2 separate regions of the Homo sapiens genome follow, and region 2 is linked to region 1. A link is a loop called in an ENCODE intact Hi-C map of the cell type or tissue named here. Cell type or tissue: GM12878. All regions are shown on one strand. Each heading gives the region's core, and the rest is flanking DNA. Links, peaks and the distances in the headings are about the cores only.

Region 1 (7,791 bases), core at 1,622-6,621:
TCAGGTGATTCGCCTGCCTTCGCCTCCCAAAGTGCTGGGATTATGGGCGTCACAAGGGTAGATTTAAGCTACGGAAAACCTGAAGATAAACAGGCACAGTGACCTTTCTCAAAAGCCTTAGGCCTTTGAGTCCTATTAAAGGGCTCCAGTGTTCTCAGGCCAGAACCCCCATTATCTTGCCAGGGGCCTATATACCACTCGGAAAAAAATGTTTTGTTATGGTGTTAAGTGAAAAAGCATAGCTCCTAAATGGCTAATACGAAAATCATCTTTTGTTTTTGCTTTTTTTTTTTTTTGAGACAGGGTCTCATTCTGTTACCCAGTCTGGAGTGCAGTAGCATGATCACGGCTCGCTGCAGCCTCGATCTCCTGGGCTCAGGTGATCCTCCCACCTTAGCCTCCCAAGTAGTTGGGATGACAAGTGTATGTCACCATGCCTGGCTAATTTTTGTATTTTTTTTGTAGAGACAGGGTTTGGCCACATTGCCCAGGCTGGTCTTAAACTCCTGGGCTTGTCAAGCAATCAGCCCATCTCGGCCTCCCAAAGTGCTGGGATTACAGGCATGAGCCACCATACCAAGCCATATCTTATTAAAAAAAAAAAAAAAAAAAAAAAAGCAGCACGGAGGCCGGGCGCCATGGCTCATTCCAGCACTCTAGGAGGCCGAGGCAGGCAGATCACCTAAGGTCGGGAGTTTGAGACCAGCCTGACCAACATGAAGAAACCCCATCTCTACTAAAAATATGAAATTAGCCAGGCGTGGTGGCGCATGCCTGTAATCCCAGCTACTTGGGAGGCTGAGGCAGGAGAATTGCTTGAACCCAGGAGGCACAGATTGCGGTGAGCCGAGATTGCACCATTGCACTCCAGCCTGGGCAACAAGAGTGAAACTCCGTCTCCAAAAAACAAAACAAAACAAACAAAAAGGCAAGGGCCAGAATAGTGTACATAGTATCTTACCATTTGTGTAAAATAGAATGCACACACGTGCTTGTATATGTACCAAAAAACTCTAGAAGGACACATGTGATGAATAACGTTTGGTTGTTTATGGCAAGGTAACAGGGTGCCTGGGGAACAGAGATGGAAGGGAATTTTTTCAGTGTGCAGCATATCCATTTGTACTTTGTCTAAACTCCAGATTTTACTTAAATTTCACCCATTTTTCCACTAATATCCTTTTTCTATTGCAGGACTCACTCCAGAATACCACAATGCATTTAGGCTTTTTGAATTTTGAACCATGAAGATTATTACCTATTGAAACAAGCAAACCTTTTAGTTCTTGGTTTACCATACTACAGACTGTGCTCTCTGCCTGGCCCTGGCTGTCTTTCCTGTGGCATCCATAGATGTGTATGATAAGTAACTCCTGCCCAGCTATTCCCTGTGTATCTCTGCTATATCCACAGGGTAGAGTCCAGATTTCTTTATTGTCTCTCATTTTTGTAGGCCTCTTATCACCATGTCGTTTTTTAAAAGAAAAAAAATAAAGAGACAGGGTCTCACCATGTTGCCCAGGTTGGTCTTGAACTCCTGGGCTCAGGCAGTCCTCTCCACTCAGCCTCTCAAAGTGCTGGGATTACAGGCATGAGCCACCACGCCCGGCCACTTATCATCATGTCTTGTACTAGACCTGGCCAACATAAATAGTAGATTTCAGCAGCTAGGCACACTGCCCCCAGGATCCAACTAGACAGAGGTTTGATTTAGCAACAGCAGGGCCAACTTAAAATATTCCTGTTCCCCTGAAAGCTTTTGCCCTTGGTCTCCCCTGAAGATGGTATTCTTCCCCACTTCCTTTTCTGATCTACTCAGCAGAACTGGTAGGAGAAAAGTCACAGGAGTAAGAAGGGACCAGTGCCAAGATCCCCTGGACACGAAAGTCACATTTCGGCAGAAATCCAGCTGGGACTGTAATCAGAAACTGGAATTTCCACTAACTTCTAGGATTTCAGGAAATCAACTCCCTCTCTGATTTAGCTATGTGGTTAAAATTAGCTGGAGGCCCCCAGTGTTCTAGAAAAGCCCCTACAAACACTTCATGTACCAGCTGCATACTGTTCTACTAGGACACTCTCCAGGCTGTGGTTACTGGAAGTGGACTAAGAAGGTGATAAAAAACTGAAACAAGTGCCTGTAGTCCCAGCTACTCAGGAGGCTGAGGCGGGAGGATCACTTAAGCCCGGGAGTTTGAGGCCAGCCTGGGCAACATAGTGAGACCCCATCTCTAAATAAATAAATAACTTATTTTTCATAAAGTGAAACAACTTTGACTACATCCTGTTCTCATCTCTGCCTACTGACTCCGTCTAGGTTCCCCCAACATATCATCCAAAAAAGACTGTAGACTTCAAAGAGGTTATGAAATAGGGACTATAAGTCACGGTTAAAAGAGCGGCTCAGGCGTCAGACTGCTTGGGTTTGAATTGCAGGTCTACCATTTTCTACCTAGGTGATCTTGGGCAAGACACTTAATAATATCTCCAAGCATCAGTTTCCCCATCTATAAAAGGAGGTTAATAATAGTTATTGACTTCATAAGGTTGTTGTGACGACTATGTGAGAAAAAAGCAACTTAAAGCATTCCTGACGTAAGTGGGGCGTGGTGCAGACACCTGCATTTCCCAGCCATCCAGGAGCCTAGGTGGGAGGATCACTTGGCCCAGAAGTTTGAGGCTCACTGCAAAATAAATAAATAAATAACAAAAAATAAATAAAAATAAAAATCTTGACATATAGTAAAGTTTAATATGTTAGCTATTATTCATGATTCCTCCACAGAGCAAATCTGACAATCTAGAGGGTGTATTAAAAAAACAAAAACCAAGGCTGGACATAGTGGTTCACGCCTATAATCCCAGCACTTTGGGAGGCTGAGGCGGGCAGATCACCAGAGGTCAGGAGTTTGAGACCAGCCTGGCCAACATGGTGAAACACCATCTCCACTAAAAATACAAAAGTTAGCCAGGCGTGGTGGCGTACCTGTAATCCCAGCTACTCAGGAGGCTGAGGCAGGAGAATCGCTTGAACCCAGGAGGTGGAGCTTGCAGTGAGACCAGATCATGCTACCGCACTCCAACCTGGGCAACAGAGCGAGACTCTATCTCAAAAAACAAAAACAAAACAAAACAAAAACCAAACCAACAAACAAAATACCCTCCTAAACCTAAAACCAGTACAGTCCCACATATTTCTAAGATTGAGCTCAAAGGAGGGTATCAGGAGTTAACAATCATGAAGAATAGAATCCCCTTCTATATCTGGCAGAGCTGACCTTGTTCGTTCCTCAAGGCCCAAATCTGGTCTAGGTGGTTACCCTACACTTTCAAAATGCAAATTCTACTTCCTTCTGTAAATGTGTGCTTTTCAACCCATGGCCTAGGCATGGGGAGTAAAGGTATTCTAAGGCCTTTCACTTTACTGGGCTCAGGCCCTGCTAAATGCTTCTACTTTCCCTTGAGTTACTGTGCCATGGATAATGAATTAGCATCTGAAGGACAGAACCTTGGACTTTGAAAAATCTTTTGAGTTGCTTTTGGCACTATCAATAAATTACCAGAGGTAAAGTTAGGACTTTGTATGTGATGTGGTTTGCTCATATTTGGAACCCTGAAAATGGGCAGATGGCTGGTAATTGCCACTAAGAGTAGCTGCTTCCTCCTCCCAACTAAACACATTTTATGTTACCTATGAACACCATCATAGTCATGCCAAACAGAACTGAAATTAGCTGAGAATTGACTTAAGAATCCTCGACCAGTAGGGAGTCACTGCTGTGATGGACAATTCACCCCTTGGTTAGTTACGGACATAATTTTCTCCAGGAAATTTTTGCAATTATAGCAATACAAGAGTGCAATGCAGAAATACAGATTCTAAAGAAATGCAATGAAGATATTTCAACTTACACTGGAATTACATCAAAAACTGACATGAACTAAATTGCTGGAGGGAAAGGAGGGCTGAGATTTTAGTGAGAATAGGATGCCCTCTGCTGGACATTAGGGAAGACTTATGACAGCATGGCAGACAAGGTTGCCTTAAGCTGTCAGAGACAGTGATACTTGGGAGTAAAACAAAAACAAAACAAGAAAACTTTGGCAATAAATTTACACTTTGGTGCTGTTTTCTAGAATATTCCCAGTAATCACAGACTATGAGAACACAAATATAAAAAAAAAATGCAAGGAAAGGGGTGAGTTTTAAAGAATCCATAACATTCTTTCATACATGTAGCACTGAAAAAACAGCCTTCTTTTCTACATACCTCCACAAATATTTCACTGGCAAGGAAAAAATGGGAGCACATTATAGGAAATACCAGGGAGGCTTAGAGACACAGTAACAGGGAGACAAGAAAGAGGTGAGACCAACTCCTGAATGGTACATGGTATCTTGTTGTTGGTTGAGTGAACACATTTCACGTCATTTCTCCCCAAATGAGATTAACCTTTGCTCTCGTGTCTGAGGGCAGTGGCAGCAGCTCAAGAGAAGCTCTCTCTGCAAAGACCAGAAGCAGACTAACAAAGGTAAAATAGGGTCTTTACTGTGCTTCTGTCAAATAAACAGAGCTACTTATATTTTAAAGCCAAACAAAGCAGGCTTCCCCAGTGCGTTGAGTAGAAGGGCTTAATATTCACACCTTCTTTTTTTTTTACACCCATTGTTCTACTCAAGGCAGCCATAGGTCCTTACCTGAGCAGGCCAAGTAGTGTCAAGCAATAAGGTTGAATCTGAAGGCCAGGCAGTATTCCTGAAGGGCAAGTCGGCCTGCTCAAGCCTCTTCTACCACCTGATCAATCATTCAATCAAATGACACTGAATAGGTCTGCAATTGCCAAAATTATAGTCATTCATTCTTTTTTTCCAGATGAGTTGTCATTCAGTGTACTGAGATGAGAGGATCAATGGGAAGAGAACTACAGTTAATTATTAACATCCATTAGCGTACTTCAGTATCATATTAGTTAATTGTTTCCCAGAAAGCAGGGCCCAGAGGGAATGGGAGAGAGGGCAGGTAAGGTTTGATGGGCTGGAGTAGACAGAGAAATAGGTCTGTGGTGGGGAAGAGGCCTAGATGAAGGCCTGGGTAACCAGGAGTCACAATTAGAAAAGGACACCAAATATGTTGCCTGTTTAATTACCTTTGATTTTTTGGTGTGATTGTTAGTCTCTCAGTCTTTATCCAGAGCAGTGGTGTTCAACTCTAGCTACCTGTTAGCTAGATCACCTGGAGAGTTTAAAAAAAAACATAATGGATGCCTGGGCCCACCCTCGACCACAAACTCAGAATTCCTGGGTGGTCAACCAGATAGTGGCAATTTTCTTTTCTTTTCTTTTTTTTTTTTTTTGAGACAGAGTTTCGCTCTTGTTGCCCAGGCTGGAGTGCAAGGATGCTACCTTGGTTCGCCGCAACCTCCGCCTCCCAGATTCAAGCGATTCTCCTGCCTCAGCCTACTGAGTAGCTGGGATTACAGGCATGCGCCACCACGCCCGACTAATTTTGTATTTTTAGTAGAGACAGGGTTTCTCCATGTTGGTCAGGCTGGTCTCGAACTCCCGACCTCAGGTGATCCGCCCACCACAGCCTCCCAAAGTGTTGGGATTACAGGTGTGAGCCACCGCGGCCGGCCAATAGTGGCAAATTTTTTAATGATCCCCAGATTCTGTCTCGTGTAGCTCCATTGGAGAACTGCTGCTTTACAGGTCACAGCTTCTTCAGCAGTGGGTACCAGGCTGTTGAAGCAGCTAACCAATCAACCAAAAACGCACGCCCTTCTCATTTGGCAACTTGCAATTCCCGAGTTAAGATGATCAGTCAAAGGCCAAGGGCACCACTTGTCAAATACAGTTTGTGCGAGAGTGAAGGTCAAGAGAGCTCTTGTAAGGCGAGTATGCCTGAAATCCATGGCTGAAGGTCTGCAAAAAACCCTTGTCAGAGGAAGTTTGTCACAAATCACCCAATCTTTTGGCTGTTGGGACCACCAAGAAGTTGCCTCATTTATATACTTTTCTTTCTTTTAATTATATATGTATATTTTTACATATAGAGGCGGGGTGGGGTCAAGCTTTATTGCCCAGGCTGATTTCAAACTCCTGGACTCAAACGATCCTCCCACCTCAGCCTCCCAAAGTGTTGGGATTACAGGTGTGAGCCCCCTCATCCAGCCAACTTACATACTTTCATCTCTAGGCATGTAATGACAGAACAAGCCCAGAAACCAGAGGCAAAACCAAAAACAAACAAAAAGCCCTACCACCTAAAGTATTTTATGAGAATTCACTGAAAAAAAGGGAAAAAAAAGCTCATACTCAGGTAAAATGTTATTTAAACCCAATTGTTAATTTTAACAGACTATTTATTCTACCAACCTACAACTGGAAATTCCCAGTCTTTCCTTGTCACTACAATTCCATAATCTCACATCCCTAATCTAAATTTCCTACATTATATTTCTCACGTGTTGGTTATCATTTGTTTAAATGTCAGGTCTATGCTGAATCCACAGCTGAAGAGAGCCAAAACAGCTTTCAGTTTTAAAATATCCCTTGCTACTTAATATTATTCAATCTGATGTATGGCTACGGTCATCTTGCAGCCAGACTTCCTTTTCCTAGCAGGACATGTAGCTGGTAGGGCCCGATCACCTCCTCACACCTGGAGGAGAGGCTTTCTGACCCAAACTTGTTCAGAAGGCCTCCTGGGCTAGGTCCGACCCTCTAAAAGCAAGTCACAATAGGAATATTCAATAAAGGTACCCTTTCTCTCTTTTTAGAAGCTACCCTTCTAAAATGCTTTTGTAAAGAAGCACTTGTATTTCAGGAGAATTGGCGAAATATAAACATTCATATCTTCCAAATTGCCCTTTTTGAGTACTACAGGCAGGATTTATAATTTGCCGTTTTTTTTTTTGTTTTGTTTTTTGTTTTTTTTGAGACAGAGTCTTGCTCCGTCACCCAGGTTAGAGTGCAGTGGCGTGATCTTGGCTCACTGCAACCTCCACCTCCTGGGTTCAAGCGATTCTCATGTCTCAGCCTCCCAAGTAGCTGGGATTACAGGCACCCACCATCATGCCCAGCTAATTTTTGTATTTTTGTAGAGATGGGGGTTTCACCGTGTAGGCCAGGCTGGTCTCGAACTCTTGACCTCAAGTGATCTGCCCGCCTCAGCCTCCCAAAGTGTTGGAATTACAAGCATGAGCCACCATGTCCGGCCAACTTGCCATATTTTCTATGGTCTAATCCATGCCAAGTTGAGAGCAACAGTTTGTACATTAGTCCCAGGTCTCTTTTTGCTTTTCTTTCTTCATTGTCAATAAAAATATACAGTACCAAAATGTTCAGGGAACCACGCTGAGCACCGGGAATACATAGCAGTGTGATGTGGTCTTTGCCCCTCATATGCCAACAATGGCCTTGCGAGACAGGGTCGCATGGTTTATATGTTACGGTTCTATGCCATTATTAAGGACACTGGGTAATCAAGAAGGCTCAGAAAAGAATGTAATCAAAGAGTCTGAAGTCTAGAAAGCCTTCTTAGAAAAAGGAGACTCAGCCCTAAAAGTAACAGTAACAAATAGGGAGAAAGATGACATTCTAGACAAGGGAAAATAAATTAAAGTTGTGGACTTCTCCTTCCTGGAATTACACTAATAAAAGCATCCTTTCTTCAAACAATTTGGGAGAAATAAATCAAACCAAGTTAAGGGCATCTGGGGTCCTATAGGAAGAATAATAATAACCAACGGCACAACACCAGATGGCTGCTAGAAGTTATAGGGTATAAA
Region 2 (7,791 bases), core at 1,612-6,611, 1.5 Mb before region 1:
GCTCCCAAGTAGCTAGGATCATGAGCACGTGCCAACATGCCCAGCTAGTTTTTTTATTTTATTTTTTTGTAGAGGCAGGGTTGCCCTATGTTGCTCAAGCTGTCTCAAACTCCTGGCCTCAAGCAATCCTCCCAACTGTGCCTCCCAAAGTGCTAGGATTACAGGCATGCGCCACTGCGCCTGGCTTATTTTTTCTTCTTGTAAATTTGAAAATATGAATGGAGAAAAATATGAATAGCTTATTCACCCAATGTGTATGAAACAGGCAAAGCTCTGCACACTAACAACCTGCATTCAGCTAGCACAGCGGCTCACATCTGTAATCCCAACACTTTAGGACCTGTAATCCCAGCTCTTTGGGAGGCCAAGGTGAGAGGACTGCTTAAGCCCAGGTGGCTGAAGCTGCAGTGAGCGGTGATCACACCACTGCACTCCAGCCTGGGCAACAGAGCAAGACCCTGTCTCAAAAACAAACAAACAAAAAAATGTTATTGATTGCTGTTTAAGATGCCATAACTAAGGCTGGGCATGGTGGCTCATGCCTATAATCCCAGCACTTTGGGAGGCCGGGGCGGGAGGATCATTTGAGGTCAGGAGTTTGAGACCAGCCTGGCCAACATGGTGAAACCCCATCTATACCAGAAATACAAAAATTAGCCGGGCATGATGGCAGGTGCCTGTAATCCCAGCTACTCAGGAGGCTGAGGCAGGAGAATCACTTGAACCCAGAAAGCAGAGGTTGCAGTGAGCCGACATGGTCCCACTGTGCTCCAGCCTGGGCAACAGAGCAACACTGTGTTTCTAAAAAACAAAAAAAGAAAAGATGCCATAACTAATAAAAGAGAAATTCTCTAAGTTGTAATAAAAATGAAATTTAGGTAAGGCCATTTCCCTAAATTCTAGTCAATCACAAGTAACTGATTACCAATAAACCTCTTCAGAGGAAATTTCCTCCTGAGATTTTTTTTTTTTTTTTGAGATGGAGTCTCACTCTGTCGCCCAGGCTGGAGTGCAGTGCTCGCAGTGGTGCAATCTTAGCTCACTGCAACCTCTGCCTCCTGGGTTCAAGCGATTCTCCTGCTTCAGCCTCCATAGCTGGAATTACAAGCGTCCACCACCACACCCAGCTAATATTTGTATTTTTAGTAGAGAAAGGGTTTCATCATGTTGGCCAGGCTGGTCTCAAACTCCTGAGCTCAAGTGATCCGCCGGCCTTGGCCTCCCGAAGTGCTGGGATTACAGGCATGAACCATTAGGCAATGAAATTCTGCTGGAGGTATAAACCCCTCATTTCTTAATTCTTATCATTTCCTAGCTTATTCCCATCTACACTCACCTACCTTCATGAACCTAAATGTATTTCAGTCCAATTTTTAAATTCTATACCCTCTTTTCATCCCAACTACTATTACTGCCTTAGTTCAGGTCTTATCATCTCAGGTCTTGATTAAAACAGCCTCCAGGCCAGGCGCGATAGCTCACGTGTGTAATTCCAGCAATTTGAGAAGTGGGAGGATCACTTGAGCCCAGGAGTTTGAGACCAGCCTAGGCAACATGGCAAAACCCCATCTCTATCAAAAAAAAAAAAAAAAAAAACCAAACAAACAAAAAAAAAACGAGCCAGGCATGGTGATGGAAGGAATGCTTGAGCCTGGGAAGTGCAGGTTGAAGTGAGCTGAGATCACCAATGCACTCCAGCCTGGGTGACAGAGCAAGACCCCATCTCAAAAAACAAACAAACAAAAAATGACCTATAACCTATTGGTTCAGAAAAATTGCTTCATCTCACATTTCATAGAACAATTTTATTCAAATTCTTCACACATATATAAGACATGTGTGTCTGCATCAAAACTTTGGCCATTTTTTGAATCATAATAGTTGTTTAGATTACATAAGCATTTTTTTGAATCAGTAATACAATCACTAAAGGTTTTATCCTAAGCCAAAATGGCTTGTCCTAAGTTACGTGGGCAATAAATGGCCAAACTACAAGTCTTTTGACACCTAGCATCCAGAGTTCTACAACGTATCAGCCTGTCTTCCTTTTTTTTTTGATATGAAAAGACTGCTAACTAATTTCATTTGTGGAAATATACCTGAAGAAAATATTAACAAATATGTATAATGATACAACTACAAAGACTCTAATTATAGTACAATTTATAAAAGTATATGTAAAACTGAGAGTTTAGCTAGGTCAGTCATGGTATATCTAAGGATCCACTAGATCACAATGCAGCCTATCAAAATGTTATAGAAAAATACTAAATGACATAGGAAGATATTCACAAACCACTAAGTACAAAGGCAGGTATTAAACCCATCCATAGTAGCCAGGCATGGTGGCTCACACCTGTAATTCCAGCACTTTGGGAGGCCAACGCAGGAGGATCACTTGAGGGCAGGAGTTCAAGACCAGCCTGGGTAACACAGACAGATTGTGTCTCCACAAAAAATAAAAATAAACCAGGCATAGTAGAGTGCACATGTAGTCCTAGCTACTCAAGAGGCTAAGGCAGGAAGATCACTTGAGCCCAGAAGTTTGAGGCTGCAGTGAGTTATGATCATGCCACTACAACCCAGCCTGGGCAACAGGGCAAGATTCTGTCTAAAATGTAAAAAATAAAACATTAAAAAAAAATCCACAGGATATCATCACTTTTTTTAAAAAAACAAAGGAATGAATGAAAAGACCAGAATGATTATATTCTAAAATATTAAGAGGCTCGAATAATTAAAATGAAATCTGTAAACTTGTAAAATGAAAATGTAGAGGTTTTGTCATAAACTAATTTCTTTTTTTTTGGAGATGGAGTCTCGCTCTGTCACCCAGGCTGGAGTGCAGTGGCGCGATCTTGGCTCACTGCAACCTCCGCCTTCCAGGTTCAAGCGATTCTCCTGCCTCAGCCTCCCAAGTAGCTGGGATTACAGGCGTCTGCCACCATGTCTGACTAATTTTTGTATTTTTAGTAGAGACAGGGTTTCACTATGTTGCCCAGGCTGGTCTCGAACTCTTGACATCAGGTAATCTGCCTGCTTCGGCCTCCCAAAGTGCTCACAGATGTGAGCCACCACACACACCCGGCCTAAAAAACTAATTTCTTACGATGAAAAAAACAGAATTATTCTAAATAAGTAAACTAAAGTTGGACTCATAACTTCACAATACCATTTAATAAAATGTAAGTAAGTTAATATTTTTTTCAAAAAGAAAGGAGAAGCAGTGGCTCCTACTTGTAAACCCAGCACTTTGAGAGCCTGAGACAGATGGGCTGCTTGAGCCCAGGAGTTCAAGACCAGCCTGGAAAACATAGCAAGACCCCGTCTCTATGTTTTTTTAAAAATAATCTAAAACAAACAAACAAAAAGACAGACTTGAAAAAAATTATAGTTTTGGAAGAATAACATAATATGACTAAGAAAGATATATAGGTTATAATAAAAACAGATAAATATATTTTATTTTAAATCTCTACATAGGTAAAATAAATACCAAAATAAAAAAGAGTAGAAAAATTTGCAACAGTATAATAAAGCTGTTATGCAAAGTAATCAAATGGTTAAATATATAAAGATATTGCTCAGATTCCACTCAGTAAACACTTCAATAAGAAACTTCACCAACAAAACTTACGTTAAAAAAAACACACAAATGTTCTACTGATTAAAACTACAAATGTTTTACCAATGATATACTCATTAAACTAGCAAAATAAATATTAATTACGCATGCTAAGGTTGACGAACAACGTTGGTAAACAAGTAGGTAAGTATTGTAGGTATCACCAGATATTGGCTCCACATTTCCAGAAAGTAGAGAGAGAATACATAACAAAAGCTACACAGCTTTTTTGAATGTGAAATTCTGCTTTTGTAATAAATCCTCCAGAAGATATTTCTCCCCCCAAACTAAATATAAAAGAAAGTAATCTGTATCAAGATATTCACAGCAGCATTCTTTACAATAGCCAATGATTACAATCACCAAAGTAATGTTGATACTATGTGATAACATGGACTTCTCCAGGGTTGTGGGGGTTTTTTATTTGTTTTTTGGTATTATTAAAACAAACTGTGTCAACATTTAGATAAGGTTAAGTGGAAAGGCAGAATATGTAACTACCCATCCATCAACACAGAAAAACACAGGTATTATTATTATTTTTTTTTTTTTTGAGATGGTCTCGCTCTGTTGCCCAGGCTGGAGTGCAGTGGCGCGATATCGGCTCACTGCAAGCTCTGCCTCCCGGATTTACACCATTCTCCTGCCTCAGCCTCCCCAGTAGCTGGGACTACAGGCGCCTGCCACCACACCCGGCTAATTTTTTTTTGTATTTTTAGTAGAGACGGGGTTTCACCGTGTTAGCCAGGATGGTCTCGATCTCCTGACCTCGTGATCCACCCGCCTCGGCCTCCCAAAGTTCTGGGATTACAGGCGTGAGCCACCACGCCCGGCCAACACAGGTATTATTAAAAAGGATGTCTGAATACACAGAAAGTTAGTACTTAACAGAGTTTTGTTAAGTTTCTAATTTTAAAAATCAGAGACAGAGATAAGAATTTTAAAAACATATTTCATGAAATTGCTTATACATATCTTTCATTAGCTTCTACAACACACAGATGTAAAAATTCTACCTTAAATTTTTCAGGACAAAGCTATGTATAAATGCTATTAAAACCTATGTTTTTACACCAATTTAGTGATTAATGGAAAATATTTATATCAAGAGAATATTGTTGCCGGGCACGGTGGCTCATGCCTGTAATCTCAGTACTTTGGGAGGCCGAGGCAGGCGGATCACGAGGTCAGGAGTTCGAGACCAGTCTGGCCAACATAGTGAAACCCGGTCTCTACTAAAAATACAAAAAATTAGCTGGGTGTGGTGTGTGCCTGTAATCTCAGCTACTGGGGAGGCTGAGATAGCAGAATTGCACGAACCTGGGAGGCAGGGGCTGCAGTGAGCCAAGATCGCGCCACTGCACTCAAGCCCAGGTGACAGTGTGAGACCTCATCTCAAAAGAAAATAAAAGAGAATATTGTTTAACCTCAATGAGACATTTCTGGCTAGGTATGGTGGCTCGCGCCTGTAATCCCAGCACTTTGGGAGGCTGAGGCAGGCAGATCACTTAAGGTCAGGAGTTCGAGACCATCCTGGGCAACATGGAGAAACCCTGTCTCTAGTAAAAATAAAAAATTAGCCAAACATGATGGCACATGCCTGTAGTCCCTGCAACTCAGGAGGCTGAGGCAGGAGAATCGCTTGAATCCAGGAGGCAGAGGCTGCAATGAGCTGAGATCACACCACTACACTTCAGCCTGGGCGACAGAGTGAGACTTTGTCTCAAAAAAAAAAAAAAAAAAAAAAGAGACATTTCTAGTCTATAAATATATTAGTATGTTTTTAATTGAAACTGGCATCTATTAGTAGCAGAATAGATAATTTCATAAAATGTCACATGGAAAACAAAGAAACCTAGATGCATATCCTGGGGTTCCATCTCTAACTTGAAACAAAACCTGGTCTTTCAAGTCTTTCTTTTCTTCTATTAAAAAAAGTATAAAAATAATAATAAAAAATAAATTGCCTAAACCATTATATATCAAAGACACATATTTATATACCAAATATTTGTATATTTCCACTCTTCCCTCATAAAAATATTTACTCCCTCCTCCCCACTCTTAATTCTCTTAATTTTAATCTGCAAGTTTATTGGTTTAAACTTAATTAAACCAATTAAATCCTTAATTTTCTCCCACTCTTAAATGTCTTAAAAGTGGTCTTGCCCTGCCTCTTTTCCATACCTACTTCTCCTAAAGCAATATATTGTGCTCTTTTCCATACCTACTCCTTCAAAAGCAATAAAAGAGCAGTCATGGCAGCAACATACCCAGCAAGTCGTCTGGAGAGATGCTGCCAGCCAGCAAACGTCTCCCATCTCGAGAAAACCACTCATATGAATATGTACTCAAACACAGTGCCACACATTAGAGACAACATAGACACAATAAACATTCTCTCCTTTGTCTTTTAACTCTGAGGGTAACCCTCAGTCTCCTTTCTACCTAATGCAATGGAAAAATAGCCTCATGCTCGACACATTGAGCTCTGTTAGGTCAGTGGCACAAGACTCACACCTGTCAGGTGGTAAAACAGGTGTTATAAAGTCTAGTCCATGCAGTGCCTGCACTGAAGCATCAATAATTCATAGCAGATTGCCTGATTTTACTTTTGAGATACTCTTTTCCCTAAGCCTAATTTTAATTATTTTAAATTTTTTTCTGCCTTTTCGGACTTAGAAATGACCTCTGAACATAATTGTGGTCTCTCCAGAAACCAAAATATTCCAAGAGAACTCATCTGCCAATTTACTGGGAGAAAGCTGCACAACAAAGAACAGTATAAACTGAATAAGGCAACTCTGGCAGTCCAATCAACACAATAATGGAATCTACTAAAGAAGTTCTTAATCATTTTATTTTTCCTGCATGGGCCCTGCTGGTGAAGCCTATGAACTCTTTCTAAGAAAAGTATTTTTAAATGCATAAAATACATGCACACAATACAGAAAATTACAAAAGAAACCAATTACACTGGAATATGATTATCAAAATATAAAAAACACAAACCTTGAGTAATATATATGCTTTTTTAATACTTTAAGTAACAGTTAAGTTATTTCGAGACAGCTTTAATGTATTCCAAAAGTATCTACCGTTTCTATTAGAAACAGTCTCTGGGCTGGTTATGGTGGCTCATGCCTGTAATCTCAACACTTTGGGAGACCAAGGCAGGAAGATGGCTTGGGGCCGGGAGTTCAAAACCAGTCTGGGCAATCTACAAAAAATAAAAAAATTAGCTGTGTGTAGTGATGTGCACCTGTAGTCCCAGCTATTCTAAAGGGTCACTTGAACCCAGGAGTGATGGTGCCACTGCACTCCAGCCTGGGCAACAGAGTGAGATCCCATCTCTATAAAAAATAAAAATTAAATTAAAAAATAGACGACACAGTCTCTGGTACTGTACTGCTAATGCTAATGTTGTCTATACTCATAACAAGAAAATGTAAAAATAAAGATGTAACTTTTTCCCCATTCAAGGTCATAGGTCCCCGGGTTTAAAACCTTTAATATACAAAGAACTATGCTTATTATGCTGTTAGCTCAGTGTTAATAAATTTTATGGCAATAATAATGCACTTTTACCTAAATAATGACATGTCATCCCGTCATCCCAAAGTGAAGCAAAGAGGACAAGAATTTTTAGCTCCATTTTGCAAGTAAAGAAATAAGGCCAAAAGCAAGAAGGGTAGTGAATACAGGGAGCATCTGTAGAATGCTCACTCTCCACTCTGCCTACACTTCCTATCTTCACAATAACTGCCCTCCCCCTTCCTGCCCAAGACAGGTGTTACAATCTCTCATTCTTCTAAAAAAGAAATTAAGATTCAGATAAATGACTTGCTCAATGTCAGGGGGCTACTTAACAAGACATAAGTCCTTTAAAATCCTAGTCTTGGGCTCTTTTGATTATCTTATTCTACTTTTCTCAGATACCATTTTAGACAAGTTCATTCGAAACAATTACTAGGGCTTTTCAAGAAGTAGGCTATTAAAGCTCTCTATTGTTAGCAGGTCAAGAGACTACCTCTAAAGATGTTTTAAGTGCACATTAATAACTGGTATGATCATCTCTGTAAATGGATTTCCTGTAAGGGTGAGAGGCAGTTTTAAATAAGATATTAAGTCTTGCTCATGTAGAAATGATTTCTGGTTTAATGATA

The links. A loop is a pair of places that touch in the nucleus more often than their neighbours do. Peaks named below come from ENCODE experiments on the same cell type or tissue, not always from the same donor. Only the 100,000 strongest peaks of a DNase experiment are listed, where the experiment ranks them.
Region 2: it touches region 1 in a loop (5-fold over the local background); 2 of 110 quality-filtered maps call a loop at or near these places.

Annotation. Positions count from the first base shown.
Region 1 is chr11:111,773,477-111,781,267 of GRCh38, forward strand. It overlaps a transcript of ALG9 not described here. Among named protein-coding and RNA genes, the nearest start is that of PPP2R1B, 11 kb to the left of the region's middle. RefSeq lists a silencer at 3,910-4,069. In GM12878, for the core only: a CTCF peak has its summit at 4,006 (motif pointing left); DNase peaks (open chromatin) are centred at 3,345, 3,725 and 3,975; H3K4me3 peaks cover 330 bases; H3K27ac peaks cover 1,018 bases.
Region 2 is chr11:110,280,363-110,288,153 of GRCh38, forward strand. All of the region lies in intron 1 of RDX (radixin), which reads right to left. Among named protein-coding and RNA genes, the nearest start is that of RDX, 12 kb to the right of the region's middle. In GM12878, for the core only: no CTCF peak of the experiment used is centred there; no DNase peak of the experiment used is centred there.